Regions from separate parts of the Mus musculus genome. Here regions 2 and 3 are each linked to region 1. Evidence: chromatin loops called from intact Hi-C (ENCODE). Cell type or tissue: left cerebral cortex. All regions are shown on one strand. Region 1 overlaps Serpinb5 (serine (or cysteine) peptidase inhibitor, clade B, member 5). Region 2 holds the start of Vps4b (vacuolar protein sorting 4B). Region 3 holds the start of Kdsr (3-ketodihydrosphingosine reductase).

Region 1 (5,000 bases):
TAACTCAGGTGTAAATTTTGAAGATGTCTCTATATTATTTTATCTTCCATTAGAAAAGGAGGAGGGATAACAAAGTGTGGAATACCCCACAGAGTTCCCCCATTAGCTGGGGTTCTGCTGACTTGGGGGGAACATTATATGTGGAGTCTCCTTCTGTGGATCTGTGTGTAAAGCTGTCACATGAAAGCCATCCCAGAAATGGTACCTTTTTTTTTTCCCTAAAGACCAGGAAACTGTTGAGACTCAAAGGAGTCTCTCTGTTTCTAAATATATTTGTACAGCAATGACAAAGTATTCCACTGTTAAAAAAAGAAAGGAAGAAAGAGAGAAAGGGAGGAAGGGAGGGGGAGAGAAGAGAGAGAGAAAGAAAGAAAGAAAGAAAGAAAGAAAGAAAGAAAGAAAGAAAGAAAGAAAGAAAGAAAGAAAGACGGAAGGAAGGAAGGAAGGAAGGAAGGAAGGAAGGAAGGAAGGAAGGAAGGAAGGAAGGAAGGAAGGAAGGAAGGAAGGAAGTGCCATCGATTTCCCAGAGGTTCAAAAACACACAACCTTCTCAATAGTGCCCAACTTTATTTAGCATAAGCTCTCGAAAGGCTTCAACCATGGAATCCTGTTTTGTACGGCAGTGTCTTTTTCCTGAAGACCTACTAATTTTTTAGACAAGCTTTCAATAACTCTTAACAAGTATAACCTGTGGACTGAGAACCCTGGAGTTTTAATCCTGGTGGTAAAATTTATTTCAGTTCTCTTTATCTCCTGCATGTTGTCAGAGTACTATTCTGAAAGCTGACTTATAATAGTACATCATTCATAGCAAAGAGCCTAACTTCTCCAGGCATGATGAATAGTGACAGTAGATACCACAGTTGCAAAAAGCAGTGTCTATAAATAATAACCTAATAATGATAATGAAAATTGGAAATTGGAAAAATGATCCAGAACTGCACACAACAATATTGAAGGTGTTTGTACAGCCAACTAGAAAGAGAACACATCATGCCTTCATGTATGCAAATTACAAAAACAGGACAGATGATGTCTCTGTTGATGGTGGTGGATATCAGCTTATCTTGAAGAGGAGTGTCATGAAACAGAAGAGGCAAGCCTAGAAGAGTTTCTGAGACTCCTGATGAGGAACATAGATACAGACAGTAGGGAAACCTCCTTCAGCTGTATAGACATCTTCTTCTGCATGTGTATTTTTCAAAAGAATGTTTAGATAGAACAAACAGTGGGTGCTGTTGTTTTGTGAAAGGACGGGTAGTCAGAAAGCAGTTGTGTTGCTGCAAGCTATAAGAGCCTCAACTTCTTCCATGAGAATCTATAATATATTCCTGGCGTTTTGGGGTCTTACATAAAACAAATGCTTGTTGATGTATCCAATTCTTGTGGAGTCCCAGTGTAAGACTGCTTAATGTTACACTGCCACTGGCAATTTCCAGTGTTTTGATTGGCATGAATAGGTGGCAAATGTTAGACTTGGTATTATTGGAGGTCATCCTTAATGTAGATTATCTGGTTAAATTATCATTCCCCTGAAGACAGAAACTAATAGCTCTTAATGCCCATCCTACTTAGCCCAAAATGACATAACCAGCAGAGCCCCTCAAAAAGCACTGCTTGATACAGTCATGACAAATACTTTCAAAAAGCAAACTTAGAGCTTGTGACGATAAGTGTCCAAATGCAGTTTTGTGATCATTAGTATCTGTCCTTTGCAAATTCTCTCCTGTCTATATTATGACTACAAGCAGACTGGGCATTTGACAATGGAGATGGAAGTTCAGTAGTGGAGATAGCACCCATGATATCACATATGACTCACTTTAGACTGTGAGGACCTCCTCCTGCTACTCCATGGCCAGCCCTCGCCTTACATACAATCCTAACAAATAAATGAACCCTTAGCTTCCTTGCTAGCACACCTTCAAAGCCACAAGTAGGGCCAACAGAAGAAGTGAGAGGAAGGATAGGGACCTGACACATGTGGTGTTCATAATCAAAAGATGAAAAGTTTGCCCCAACCATAGTTGGCAGGAAAAAAAGAAATTAATAAATTGCACCTCCCCGAGAAAGTCCAGTTGGTTTTAAGTATTAACTGGAGAAAAAACTTGGAAGTAGGAGACTTTGGGGATATTTAAGTGAAATGATGCATGTGTACAGTCATTAAAACAAGCAGAAAAGTGGTGTGTTTTCCCCAAGTTTGATTTAGATTGTAAAATTCAATATAACAAAATTAAAATTCAAAAGAAAAAAAGACCTACTAGTCATGGCAAAGACTGACCTCTCAGCTTGTGTGTGATGTTCCCCAGCCACTGCCATATGTCATATGGACGTTTCTAGAAATGAACAAGCTTAGAAACCTAAGTCAGAATTGGGTCCTTTCTGATAGAAAATTTCCCTATCCTCCATAGTTAGGTCTGCCAGAGACCCACGACTCACAGGAAAAGGTGGTAGGAGTGGGCTTCTTTCCTACTTTTTCCCACCACACATATCCTTCTGTTCCACTCCAAATACAAAGAGTGTGGAGAAAAGAAGAGGTAGAAGGCCTTGTTGGATTGGAGCCACTGTGGTATGCTATCAGGATGAGAGGAGCCAAATGTTAGCTCATGTGCACAGTGTCCTCTTGGGACTCTAAAGACCATCTAATCCAACTGGAACCCATGTCCCAACCAGATAGGTCCTCTAAGCAGGCTCTGCCAAAAATAAGCAATCAAACAAAATTTAGGTCTCATTACAGCTGACAGAAAGAAGACATCCTTCCTTCATCCTCTAGTGCAGTTCCAAACCATTCTTCTTCCTCTGCTTCCGGGATGCTCTTTCTGGATCTGTCTTTTAGCAAGTGCCATGCTGATATCTCCTAAGTCACTCTAGGTATAGTGTACTGGATAACACTATTCAGGGAGGAGGGGTCTTTTCCCATGCAGGTATTAACCAGACCAAGAGATGCTCTCTCAGTAGTAATAAGAAAAATATCCCCTAGAGGGCAGACGTTGTCTATGAATGGAAACCACCAATGTAGCCTATCCCAGGGAGACACTGACCAAAACTGTCAGTGCTTTCCAAGTTCTGGGACCCACCCACCTGAAGCTCCCTGAGCCCTTGGCCAGGAGGCACCAGGCTCTTCCCTCCTCTCCACACTCACGTGCCTTTCCCAGAATTAGCCCATATTTTATTTATAAGTTGGAAGGAGGAAATGAGCAAGAGTGGGGAGCTTGTACAAGTGACCGTTTTCCTTTTACAAAACAAAAAGAAAACACATTGGAGGATGTTAAAAGTAATTAAAAAGAAATGAACGTGTCACTAAAGGAAAATGCACAAACTAAGGAAAACACCACAAACGTATGGATCGTAGTAAAGTTCCATTCTGAGGAAGAACCCAAAGAGAAAAGAACTGGAGAGGAACTGCATGTCCTCTTGAGTGGCTGTGGTTTCAACTTGGAAGGGCTTGAATGATTCTGACACAATCTGGCCTTCTCTTTGTTCGATTACTCAGAGTGCAAGAACCAATGGCCAGGGAGAAGGGAGAACAGCAAGGACATGACTCGTTTGTATTCTTTTTACTCCACATTAACCTAGAAGGGATTTACACATATAAATGCTTCTAATAAATAGGTGTCTTGGTTCTATTTCAAGATAGTAATTCTAAGCCAATAGAGCAAGAACAAGGCACATAATTCAATAATATTTTATTATCAATAGCACAGAAAAGAAGTCACCATTGAACCTTTGGAGGAAAAAAAAACCCTATTTACAATAAATGGCAAGAAATTGGGTAAGGAAAGACACATAAGAAAAACTGCAGCAAATACTTCCTTTTGGTGGCAACTTTAAAATTAGGTTGCAACATAACTGACTTACCAGAACCATTTTATAAATTATTTATGTAGACTACACACTGTTATCTGAAGTCGTTAGGTTTGTAAACTGAGAAAATATATGCCAAAGAACTATGTGTACCTAAATAGTGTTGCTTGTATTTTCTGAAGGTTTGAGATCCCTTCTCTTTCTCCACTGCCGCATTAGACAAAAAAGGAAAGTTCCTTTAATGGCCACAAAACTCTTAGCATCACGAGACTTCCTGTAGATTTTAAGTTGCTGGCGCTGGAGATGTCAGGGACCTTGTGATCTGGTTAGAAGCCTGCCAGCAACAACATTGCCCAAATGACCACATGGGAGATCTAGGAAAAATGAAAGCCAACTTTTGTAAAAGCTGAGCTTTCCCTTAGGGTCTTAGTCTTCAGCTAAAATAGGCCCAGAATTCTTTATCCAACACTCCAAGATCTAGAATGTTCTTCAAAGTGTTTCCATGAGCTGATAACATACTCATTTTTCAGGGAAAAAATTGATCACTTATGAACTATCTTTATGTACTTGTTTTGTGTGAATAGTCTATATTTATGGAACAAATATTAAGGTATTGGTTGATAGGGTGATAGTCCATATGCTATTTGTGGAGTTCCATGATATATAGTATTTACAACATGTCATCTTTCTATAATCTCCAATTAGGATATTGAAGAAAACTGTTTCTTAAGGTTTAACATGGAGACTTCTAGACCTACAGTATTGTGACATGTACACAAATTCACTTTAAAAAGGTACTTGGTGAACCCTATACTCTTGTTCTTAAGAGTTGAAGGAAGTGGAGATCTCTAGAACATTCTTTATCTCAGTAATGCAGAGCCCTGAGAATAATGTCCCCCACATCATCCCTATAGAAGTTCCTCCCTTGAAGACTGCATTTTTATCCATAGCTCTGAATGCTTTGACAAATGAAGAGCACATATTTTCTAAAGTGATTCCCTTTCCCAACAAGTATTCGCTGTTTTCTTTGACAAAGGAAAACAAGGAAGAATTAGGAAAAGGGGTGTCTGTTAGTGTGAAGGTTACATATGACAAATGTGGACTGCTTCCTGATTCAGCAACATTTACAATTTATTGTATAGAAAGTGATTGTCTGGATACAAAGTTTACAGAGCTCTGCGACTACAGACAAGTTC
Region 2 (5,000 bases), 88 kb after region 1:
CCTCCCATAAACACGTTGGATGGCTTTCCTTTGTGCATTTATTCTTGCTTTGACTGCTGTCTGAAATGTCCTGGTCTGTGGAAATCAATTTAAGACTTTGAGATTCTGTTCAGATGACACTTCTCTAGGGCATCCTTGTTCATGTGATCGGAACTGAGCCTCCACTCCAGAGTCAGGGTTCATTCAGCCTCTGGTTGTTTGCCTCAGTTCTCAGATGAGATTGCCCTTGGAGATAAGTGACCTAAGTTTACCACCCAGCTGTGCAATGGGCTTTCTTGATCACCCAATTAGCTTCAGTTATAAAAATCAGACACATTTCTCATAGAATTCAGTAAGATAAAATATGTACACAAGTATTTTGTAAACCTTTATGCACATAAAGAATTCCATTTCCATCTTATTTTTATTGAAAAGTTTTTCCATATGATATATCCTGATTATGATTTCTCATTCCCCAACTCCTCCCAGGTCCCTTCCACATTCCCACCCATCCACCTTCATGTTCTGCTTTCTCTCTCTTTAGAAAGCAAACAGGAAGAAAAAGAACCCAAAGAAACACATGCACACAAAAATTACATTAAAGCACAAAATTAGAAACTACAACATACAGGAAAAAGACAAGGTAGAAAAGAATGTTCAAAGTATGAGACAAAAAGTCTACAAAAATACCTTTGAGTTTGTTTGTGTCGGCCTAGGACCTGTCCTTAAGCGTGGTTTATATACCCGTTAAGGTTTCATTGGAGAAAATTAATTTTTCCTTTGCAAGTGAGTGTCATTGCAGATAGTTTCTTGGTTAGGGTGGGAGCGCTCATCCACTTCCCCCTTTCGGTGCTGGGACCCCATCTGACTTGAACTCTGCTCTTCAGTCCTTTTGTGACTCTGCTTCCTTGGAGTCCTCCAAACTCCTCTGGCTCTTAGTCTTTCCTCCTCTTCTAGATTTCTTTGCTCTGGGGTGGAGGGATGAAGATAGCCCATTAGGTCTCTCACTGAACACTGACTGTTCAGTTCCGGGTCTCTGGTTAGTTCCCATATACTACAAGAGGAAACTCCTTTGATGATTGGAGAGTGAATCACTGATCTATGGGTGTAGCAGAATGTTGTTGGGAGTCATTTTTATTGCTGTGTGTGTTTTTTTTTAATCAGAACAACAGTATGTGGTTTTCTCCTAAGACCATGATTATCCAGTCTAAAGTTCATGGCTACCCAAGCAGTTTTGTTCCATCCCATAGCTGGGTCTTATATCCAACCAGAGAGTGGCTGGCTATTCTTACATTTGTGCCAGTATTGAGCCAGCCTATCTGCAAGCAGCTCACCACTGTAGGTCCCACGGTTTGTAGCTGGGTGATGGTTACCTTTCTCCTCTGGTTCTGTGCAAAGTACCTCCCAGTACCGTAAACACTAGACAGTAGGGGTGAAGGCTCCATTTACATTTTACCATTTTATATACACAATAGGTATTTTATTGTGCTGGAATATAAGGAGCAGATAGCAATAATTTCGAAAAGAAAACCTTAGTTTGAAACGCTTGCACAAGAGTTGCAAAAAGAATTTTCGAATTCCAACGTACTTGTCATCCAGCTTTCTCTTAATAGCATCTGAAATGACTGTACTATTGCTTACTAAAACTAAAATGTTAATGTCCGATACATTAGCTGAGCTACACACTTTTGTCACACTTTTATGTTTTAACAACTGACGTCCCTCTCCAGCACCAGACTTCACTCCAGAATCCCCCACATGCCTTTAGGCTGACTTCCGCATCTCGGCTTCCTGTTCTCATTTCGCGAGAGTTCATTTGTGGCGAAACGCATCCTGGGTGACTGGTTAGCGCGTGTGCGGATGACGAAGCGGAAGTGCCCGGGCCAGAGGCGGGACCAGAGCCCTAAGGGGCTCGAAATTACGGAAGTTTTGTGCGGAGGGTCGGGTGGCTGCTGGAGTTCCTGCTGGATTTACGGCTCCGGAGCTGGGGCTGCCGCTGGGGGGGTCTCAGAGCCGCCAGCCTCCGCACGGTTTGCGGTGGTGACCCGGGCGCGACTCGACGGCGCTGCTGCGGGCCTTGTCTGTAGTAGGGGACCCCTCGGATCTCCACCATGGCGTCCACGAACACCAACCTGCAGGTACCGCGGTCCTTCTGGGCTCCTCTGGGCCCCTCTGGAGAGCCGGAGCCCGCGGGGAAGGAGTGGGGGCGGGGGACTGAGAAGCGGCCGCGCCCCTGTCCCCGGCGGAGGAGGGCGGGCCCGCGCAGACGGGACCCGGGCGAAGGGGCGCTTCCCAGCGGGGCCGGCCTTGGCATCGCCTCAGCCTCAAGGTCTGTGGGACTCTTGGTTTGCTTGTGAGATTGGAAAACAAAACAGCGGAGTTTGGGCCGAACTGGGCCGATCTCTCCAACCAGGAAGATCTCCAGTCTGTCCACCAAGAAGAAAGGAAAAGGGTTTTTTTTTTTGTTTGTTTGTTTTTGTTATTGTTTTTCCCAAAGCAGTACTCCGGACCAGTTTAGAATAAGGTTTGCCTTCTCAGTTCCTTACGCTGATAAACAAAGACGTCCAGGTATCCGGTGAATAGGCCAAGAACCTTAGGTTAGAGCGAGCCTGTTGGCACCATCCCCATGAATTCATTAAGAGTATGTTCTCCCGAATTACTGAATTTAAGATCAGGGAGTATTTTAATCTGTATCTTCACTTTCCCGCCCTCATCGCAAAACAAAAACAAAAAGTGTTTTCTAGGTACATTTCGGATTCCTAAGATAATGTTAGAAAGGGGTTATTGCTGCTTCGTGGAACGGTGTGCATTGGCAAATGTTTGTAACGCCGTCTCCCATCATCCTTGGTTCGTCCATGGGGTCCAGAAGAATAACCAAGACTTCTAGCCAAATAGGTTGGTTAGTTTCTTACCAAGGAGTAGGACAAAGTACCCTTAAATATTGGTCTTCTGGTAGTCAAATAGGTATTTGTTCAGTGTCTGATATAAGTAACAATGATAATGTAAACATATTTCCTTAACGTAGGATAATTGATTCTGAAGAAATTCCACCCAAAGGAAGGGCATTTGAATAGGGATCACTCCACACCAAGACGGGGAGTAGAGGTTTGTCTAGTGGGTCTTATCCTGAAACTCAACCTAAAAGATTATGAATGATTGCTCTCTTTTATAAAGTCTAAATGCAGCCATGGCTCATTTTTAAGAATTAAGAGTAAGTTCACTATTAATCTGTATGTATATTTTTTTTTCCACAGAGTTTTTGTAACCTTATATTTTGTAGCCCTTTTCGGAAAATGCTGGGGTTTTGTTTTGGTTGTTTTGTGGGGTGGTTAGTGGATTTGTTGTTGATGATTTTGCTTTTGTGAATGTATTCGTTGATTGATAACGGCTTTCCTGTGGATATTAAAGATAATTTCATTTGTGGTACTCATCTTTCTTTTTCAACATTTGTAGTTTGATTCTGTAACCAGAATGCATTGTATGTTAATTGGATTGTTGGATGTTCTTCAGTGAGCCAGTTAGAGACTGAAAAATATTAAAAGTATAGCTGTGAGTGGTAAGAAGGAGGGATGTTGAGCTACAGTTGTGTTAGTGGTTAGTTCCACTGTGGTTTTTCTCCATCAGACTTTTCAGCTTTCTAACCAAGAAAATTTTGATAAAGAATTGTTAAATGAGTAATTTCCCCAAGGAACAAAATAAAAATCTTTGTAAATAGATGCTTTTAATCTAATGCGGAATGCAAATAACCAAGAAAGCAAACAACAACAAAATGCCACCAGAATTTAAATACAATTCCATAAGATTATAACAGAATTAGAGGTTAGTGTGAGCTGGCATCCCAGAAGGGTGTATCTCACTCTTCCTAGGATAAGTAAGACATGTTTCTCGAAGGTGCTGAGATCTCAGATAAAATAGGCACCGACTGTGATTGGCTCAGTGTTTGATGTGATCTCATTGACTCCTCAGGACAGCTCTTCAAGGCCAGTGTTATTCCATTTTCACAGTATTAGAAACTCGAACTTCTTGAGGTGGTGGTGTGCCCAAAGAGAGATGCCGTAAATTAGTGTTGGGGTTAGCTTTGAATCCAGGTCTGTGTGCTTATATGCTTGTGGTTTTCTTTCCCTGTAAAATTCTGTGTACTTGAAGAAGAATGCTTTCCAGGAAGAGAAAAATCGCAGAAATGTAATAAAAACCTTGCAGAGAACATAAAGTTAAAACCAAAGGCAAACCACTCCTAAATGTTTGCTGTCCATATAAAACTATCCCACCCCCATCAGTCTGTCCCTCCATCTGTCCATCCATCCGTCCGTCCTTGTGTGTGTGAGCATGTGCCATAGCATTTGTGGGTGGTCAGAGGACAACTTGGAGTTTGTTCTCATTTTCTGTTGAATGGTTCCTAGGAATCAAACTTAGGTCATCAGTCCTGGTGGCAGGCGTCCTTACCTACTCCCTACCTACTGTGGCAGGCGTCCTTACCTACTGTGGCAGGCGTCCTTACCTACTCCCTACCTACTGTGGCAGGCATCCTTACCTATTCCCTACCTATTGTGGTAGCTCACTAGCCCCATGCCTATACTCTTTCCCTATTGGAGTGTTTATGCTCCTTCCTTATTTTCATATGTCTGCATGTATTTTAAATTAAAATTTATTGTAAAATTACAATTTATTGTATTTTATGTGTATGGGTATTTTGCCTGCTTTATGCCTGTGTTCCATGTGTGTTCTTGATGCCCATGGAGGCCAGAAGAGGACATTGCATCTCCTGGAAAAGAAGTTATAGATGATTGTGAGCTACCCTGCAGGTGTTGGGAACTGAATGCAGGACCTCTGGAAGGCCAGTGTTCTTAATCCCTGGAACATCTCTCCAGCCTCTAAATTACAATGCTTCGTCAAAGTTTTATTTTGAAGGCCAGGTAGGCAGGCAGATCTCTGTGAGTTCCAGGACAGTCAGGACTACACAGAGAAAGCCTGTAAAAAGTTTTATCTTGAGATCACATGCAATTTTCAGAAATGATGAGAGG
Region 3 (5,000 bases), 120 kb after region 1:
AACTGGATATAGCAGGAACTTGGTAATGATCAGTATCTTTTGACACTTTTTGAGACAGGGTACCATGTAGCCTAGGCTATCTTGGACTTAAGGTATAGCAGAGAATAACCTTAATGACTGATCCTCCCCTCTTCGCCTCTCAAGTGCTGGGGTTTATGTGTACACCACAGTACCTTACTGGGACACAATATCACAAGGTGTTCTTTGGTGAGATTTACTCTACAGATAGCCAAATATAGAGAAATAGCGTTAAAAGCCTCTGGCTTCCCTGTGGACCCTTCAAGTATTAGAGGTTTGTTTTACTGAAGTGAGCTTTGCCCAAAGGCTAGATGTTATCTACTTATCAGAATTCATTCTTATCCAAGAAGTAAGTTCTTTCTTTGTTTTTGGGAGGCTTAATAGGGATATCTTTGTTTAAGGGAGGCTGGCCAAACAGGACTTTAGGGTGGGGCTGATGATGCCTGCAAGATGAGCAAAGTTATTTAGGACTCCCACTATATTGACTTCTTTCAGTCAAGGCTATATACTTAGATCACAATCAAAATTCTGGACATGGAATGCAGGTGAGTTTCCTTGGCTGCAACACTAAGCACATTGCCATTTATCAGGCCTGCCAGAGCTCATGAGAGCTTCTCTCTGAAAAAGAACAGCAATTAAAAAAGAAAAAAGAAAGAAAAAAAAAGAGTCAAAAGACTGGGTCTCAATGCTAAATTCCAGCTCTATACAGTCCAGTTCATCATCACATGACCTGTCGGAATGATACCACTTTAGGCTCATAGATCCCCCTTGGACTCCACGTCTCAAAGAATGACACTTCAAGAGGGGCTTTAAAAGCAGCACACCAAGTCTATGGGAGGCTACAACAGTAGCTTTGTGTTTGAGCCCTCCCACCTGCCCTGGGCACTGTTTCTTGGTGTACTGATCTGTTTCCTTCCCTGTGATAAACATAATCAGGAGTGTGACAGCTTTTCTGGAGCACTACGAGTCCATCCAACAAACTTCCCTTCAACCAGAGGGGTTGGGAGCCCTTCAACTTCCACCTAGTTTTACAGGTCCTGGGAATTGTTCCCTCACATCTATGAACTAACACTGGGCACAGATCAATAAAAGAAAAAGATTAATTCCTTTTGCTGTTTGTAACCACAACTACATTTCTTTAAATAAAAAAAAAAAAAAGGAAAAATATTTACCAAAAAAACAAAACCCACTATGGAAAGGTTTTAATAATCCTGAGGAAAAGAGTTTTGGAGTAGAGGGTTTGAAAGTCTGGAGTTGACCTAGCTGAGTGAAAAGTTATGCTACTACTTAAGAAAATGGTCTGGCAGAGCCCTTCAAATGCTGTTGCAGAGTGGCTTGAGGGCCAGCGATGAGAGAGCCAAAGCATGCACACTCAAAAGCTTATATGTGAAAGTACATAGATTTGGGATTTAATACCTTACTGTGACACAATAGCACAGGTTGTTCTTTGTTACGATTATAATACAATATGGATAGCCAGCTATATTGAGAAATAGAGTTTAAAATCTCTGGCTACCCAGTGAACCCTCCAAGTGTTGGAGGTTTGTTTTGCTCAAATGAGCTTTGGCCAAAGGCTAGATGTTAGCTTTATATCATCCTAATCCAGAAAGTAAGTTCTTTCTTTGCTTTGGGGAGGTTTAATAGGAATGGCTTTGTTTAAAGGAGGCTGGCCATACATGACCTTACCAAAAATGTATTCAGTGAGTGTGATGGTGAACGCCAAGACATACTAGTAGAGGTCAGAGGACAACCTACCTTGTGGGGCCAGAGGGATCTAGCACAGGACTTAAAGCTTTCTAGCAAAAGACCTTCCTTCCTTTTGGATCCAGTAGCTTTTTTTTTCTTTTGTTATTGTTTTGATCAAAAAGTGATGAGTGAAAAAATAATCTAGCCTACACTAGGATATTATCAACAATAAAAAGAAATTAAATACTGATAGGTACAGTATGGAAGAATCTTAGTATGCTAAGTCAAAGAAGCTAGGCACTGCAGAGGGCATATTATTAGAACTCCACTTGTATGAATAGACAAGTCCAGAGAGCTTTGTGATTGCCTATAACTGCACCATTTAAGAGAAAATGAGCTGGGCGTTGTGGTGCACGCGTTTAATCCCAGCACTCGGGAGGCAGAGGCAGGTGGATTTCTGAGTTCGTGGCCAGCCTGGTCTACAAAGTGAGTTCCAGGACAGCCAGGGCTATACAGAGAGAGAGAGAGAGAAACTGAACTGTGACTGTTAATGACTATAGGGTTGCTGTGTAGGGCGACAAAAGACTGTGGCGATAGTTTAGACACTAAACTAAAACTATTTTAAGTCGGTGGACCAGATGTTGGAATTAAATCTCTACAACGGTGGCTCCCCGCGCCTCCGCGTTTGCATCTGCTTTGGTTACAGGATGTATGTACAGTTTTCAGCGAAATTCAATTATCAGAAATCCAAGTCAACGCTCAAAGCGAAAGGGAGCGGTGACCATTTTCTGAGTGAGCCATAAATACACGAACTGGAATCTGTGATTTCAAAGAAGAATACCAGGACTTAGGCACAGAACAAAATCCGTGGATCCAAAAGCCACCGTTTGCAAGCCTCCCACGACGTTGGCGGGCGGGCCAACGGGGAGGCCAAGTACCCGGAGCCTACGCACGCACAGCCTGCGCAGCCGCAGCCTGAAGCTGAAGGGGGCGCGGGCCCAGGAGCTAGTCCGACAGCGGAGACCGCCCCGCCCAGGCTCCTCCTCTTCCCTTCGCCGCCGTCCCGCCCTCGCTCGCAAACCCAAACACTCCCGGCTGCTGGTGCATGTGATCTCCCAGTAGTCGCTCGGCAGAGATGTTGCTGTTGGCCGCTGCCGGCCTCGTGGCCTTCGTGCTGCTCCTCTACATGGTGTCGCCGCTCATCAGTCCCAAGCCCCTCGCGCTGCCCGGCGCGCACGTAGTGGTGAGTGGCCTCCTGTTGCTGAGCTTGCCCAGGACTGCTTGGCCGGCTTGGGCCAACGAGACCACGGTCCCGGAAAGGAACGGTTGAGTGGGGCGGGTTACCTACTGCCTTAGCCCCGGCATTGCCCTGCCCTGTCGGACCTCAGGAACCCGCCCTCCAAGGCGCCGGGCTACAGGGCAGTGTCGTGGAGAAGGCGCCAGCCTAGTTTCCAGGACTCAGGGGCTCTGCTGCTCGCTGATCCCCGGAGCATCCCTGTCTGCCACTGTTTGGATCTTCAGTTTCCCCAATGAGTCAACAGAGAGACTGAGAAACTTTGCCAAGGACACGGCAGTCGGTGACTAGCAGGATAAGGGCGCAAACCCGGATGGGAGTAGCCACAGCCAGGGAATCCTAAGGAGCCCACAGCAAGGAGGGGGTCTGGGCCTCTGGGGCTGGCCCAGGCAGCTGAGACTGTAGGGTGTCGTGTGCAAGTGACAAAGAGCCCCCAGAGGCTTCTAGGAAGTGATACACCTGAGGGGTGGCCTGGCAGGTTTGGCCAGCAGGCTTGTCTCTGAACTCAGCCAGGGTCTGCTGAGTACTGCTCAAGTGCAGTCCTTTCTGGCGTCAGAAGGAAGAGCTAACCAGCTTGATTAGAAGCTTAAGATGGAAGGAGATATGAGTGGTTTGGTTTGTTAAAGTCCGGAAGCTCGCACGTTCCTATGTGCAGGCTTGGCTATGCCTCCACCCCGCCCCCACAGCTCAGAGCCTCAACTCTGGCATTTCTCCTCGGTGTCCTATATAGACCCAAAACCCGAGGCACAGTGAGGCGAGGAGTTGCGAATAAGGACAGCTAGTATCCAAACCGGCAGCACGAATCTCCTTGGTGCCCTTAGGTGACTTACATGAGTGCATCCAAGTAAGTCCCCACTGCGTTGTTACAGGATAGAGTGGTTATCTTAGTATGATTTATCCCAAACAAGAATTTCTGGATGACAACATGTGTTTCCATTAATTTGTCTTTTGTAAAATTACTGATTTATTCCCAGCTGCTGCTATGCATGATGTGGAAAGAGTTATTAGAAAAAGCCAAAGTTTACAATCATGCCAAGTTGCTAAAGTTTTACATCCACAAAATCGTGACTAAAGCAGTTGAACTTGCCGGCTGAGGAAATGGCTCAGTTGGTAAAGTGCTTGCCGTGCATCATGCCCTGAGTTAGGGTCCCTAGCACCCACATGCTCACTGGGCCTATGCCTCTAACTTCAGCACTGGGGCCACAACCTGTGGATCCCTGGAGCTCACTGGATAGTTTGCCTAGACGCACGAATGATCTTCAGGTTCAGGGAGAAGCCTTGTCGCAAAAATTAAGGTGCAGGGTGACTGAAATGCCAGACACTGCCAGCCTCTGCACAGGTGCACCTACATACACAACGCTGAATCAACTTGTGCTTGTATAGCTCAGCTGTGGGGCAAGGGAGGAGAGCCAAAGTCAGAATGAAAACTAATTCGACAACTACAAGGTACTCACAACTACCCTTGGTACTTGTTCTTGTGTCCCCAGTCCCCGGCTCTTTCACAGAGGAGGTTAGGGCTGTTTCAATAGACGCATTCTTTTTCCCAACATATTTTTATTGATTCTTTGGGAACTTTACATAATGCACTCCAAAACACTCACTTCCCAGCCCTCCCAGGATCCTGCTTTAATACAATAAAAAATAATTACCGCTATGCATGTATGTATGTTTACTGGTATAAACAACATAGCATGGCTTATTCATATGGTGTCCCTATCTGCCTTTTTTAATATCTGAAGAGTAAAATGTGATTTAGTTGTGATCTGGGATCAGGAGAGTGAGCCAAGCTCTTTGTTTTTAGAGCAGTTCACATACGCTGGTGCTGTGGTGTCTGATCACAGCAGCAAAGCTTTGCTGGTCTTCTCATCCAGTAGATGATTGTTCAGTGTCCCTCCTTCTGGATGACTGAGAGTAGTGCTCCTAGCAGCAGGAAAGTTGCTGGTGCCCTTAGTAGGGCCTGTATGCTGCGCTTAAAGAGACAGTATCGTTTAAATGGTATTTG

The links. Hi-C counts contacts between places; a loop is a spot of excess contacts. Peaks named below come from ENCODE experiments on the same cell type or tissue, not always from the same donor. Only the 100,000 strongest peaks of a DNase experiment are listed, where the experiment ranks them.
Region 2: a loop joins it to region 1, with 6 times the contacts of the local background. A loop is called at or near these places in 3 of 42 quality-filtered maps.
Region 3: a loop joins it to region 1, with 2.5 times the contacts of the local background. A loop is called at or near these places in 5 of 42 quality-filtered maps.

What each region holds. Positions count from the first base shown.
Region 1 is chr1:106,882,020-106,887,019 of GRCm38, reverse strand. Serpinb5 (serine (or cysteine) peptidase inhibitor, clade B, member 5) reads right to left here. Exons shown (of 7, transcript NM_009257.4): 7 at 3,672-5,000. It also overlaps the pseudogene Pou2f3-rs1. Among named protein-coding and RNA genes, the nearest start is that of Serpinb5, 23 kb to the right of the region's middle. In left cerebral cortex, a CTCF peak has its summit at 2,970; a DNase peak (open chromatin) is centred at 2,986.
Region 2 is chr1:106,793,538-106,798,537 of GRCm38, reverse strand. Vps4b (vacuolar protein sorting 4B) reads left to right here and starts at 1,813. Exons shown (of 11, transcript NM_009190.2): 1 at 1,813-2,117. The coding sequence starts at 2,091. In left cerebral cortex, no CTCF peak of the experiment used is centred here; DNase peaks (open chromatin) are centred at 1,817 and 2,254; H3K4me3 peaks cover 2,022 bases; H3K27ac peaks cover 723 bases.
Region 3 is chr1:106,757,491-106,762,490 of GRCm38, reverse strand. It overlaps Kdsr (3-ketodihydrosphingosine reductase), which reads left to right and starts at 2,749. Exons shown (of 10, transcript NM_027534.2): 1 at 2,749-2,947. The coding sequence starts at 2,840. In left cerebral cortex, a CTCF peak has its summit at 2,662; DNase peaks (open chromatin) are centred at 2,681, 3,234 and 3,618; H3K4me3 peaks cover 2,226 bases; H3K27ac peaks cover 1,375 bases.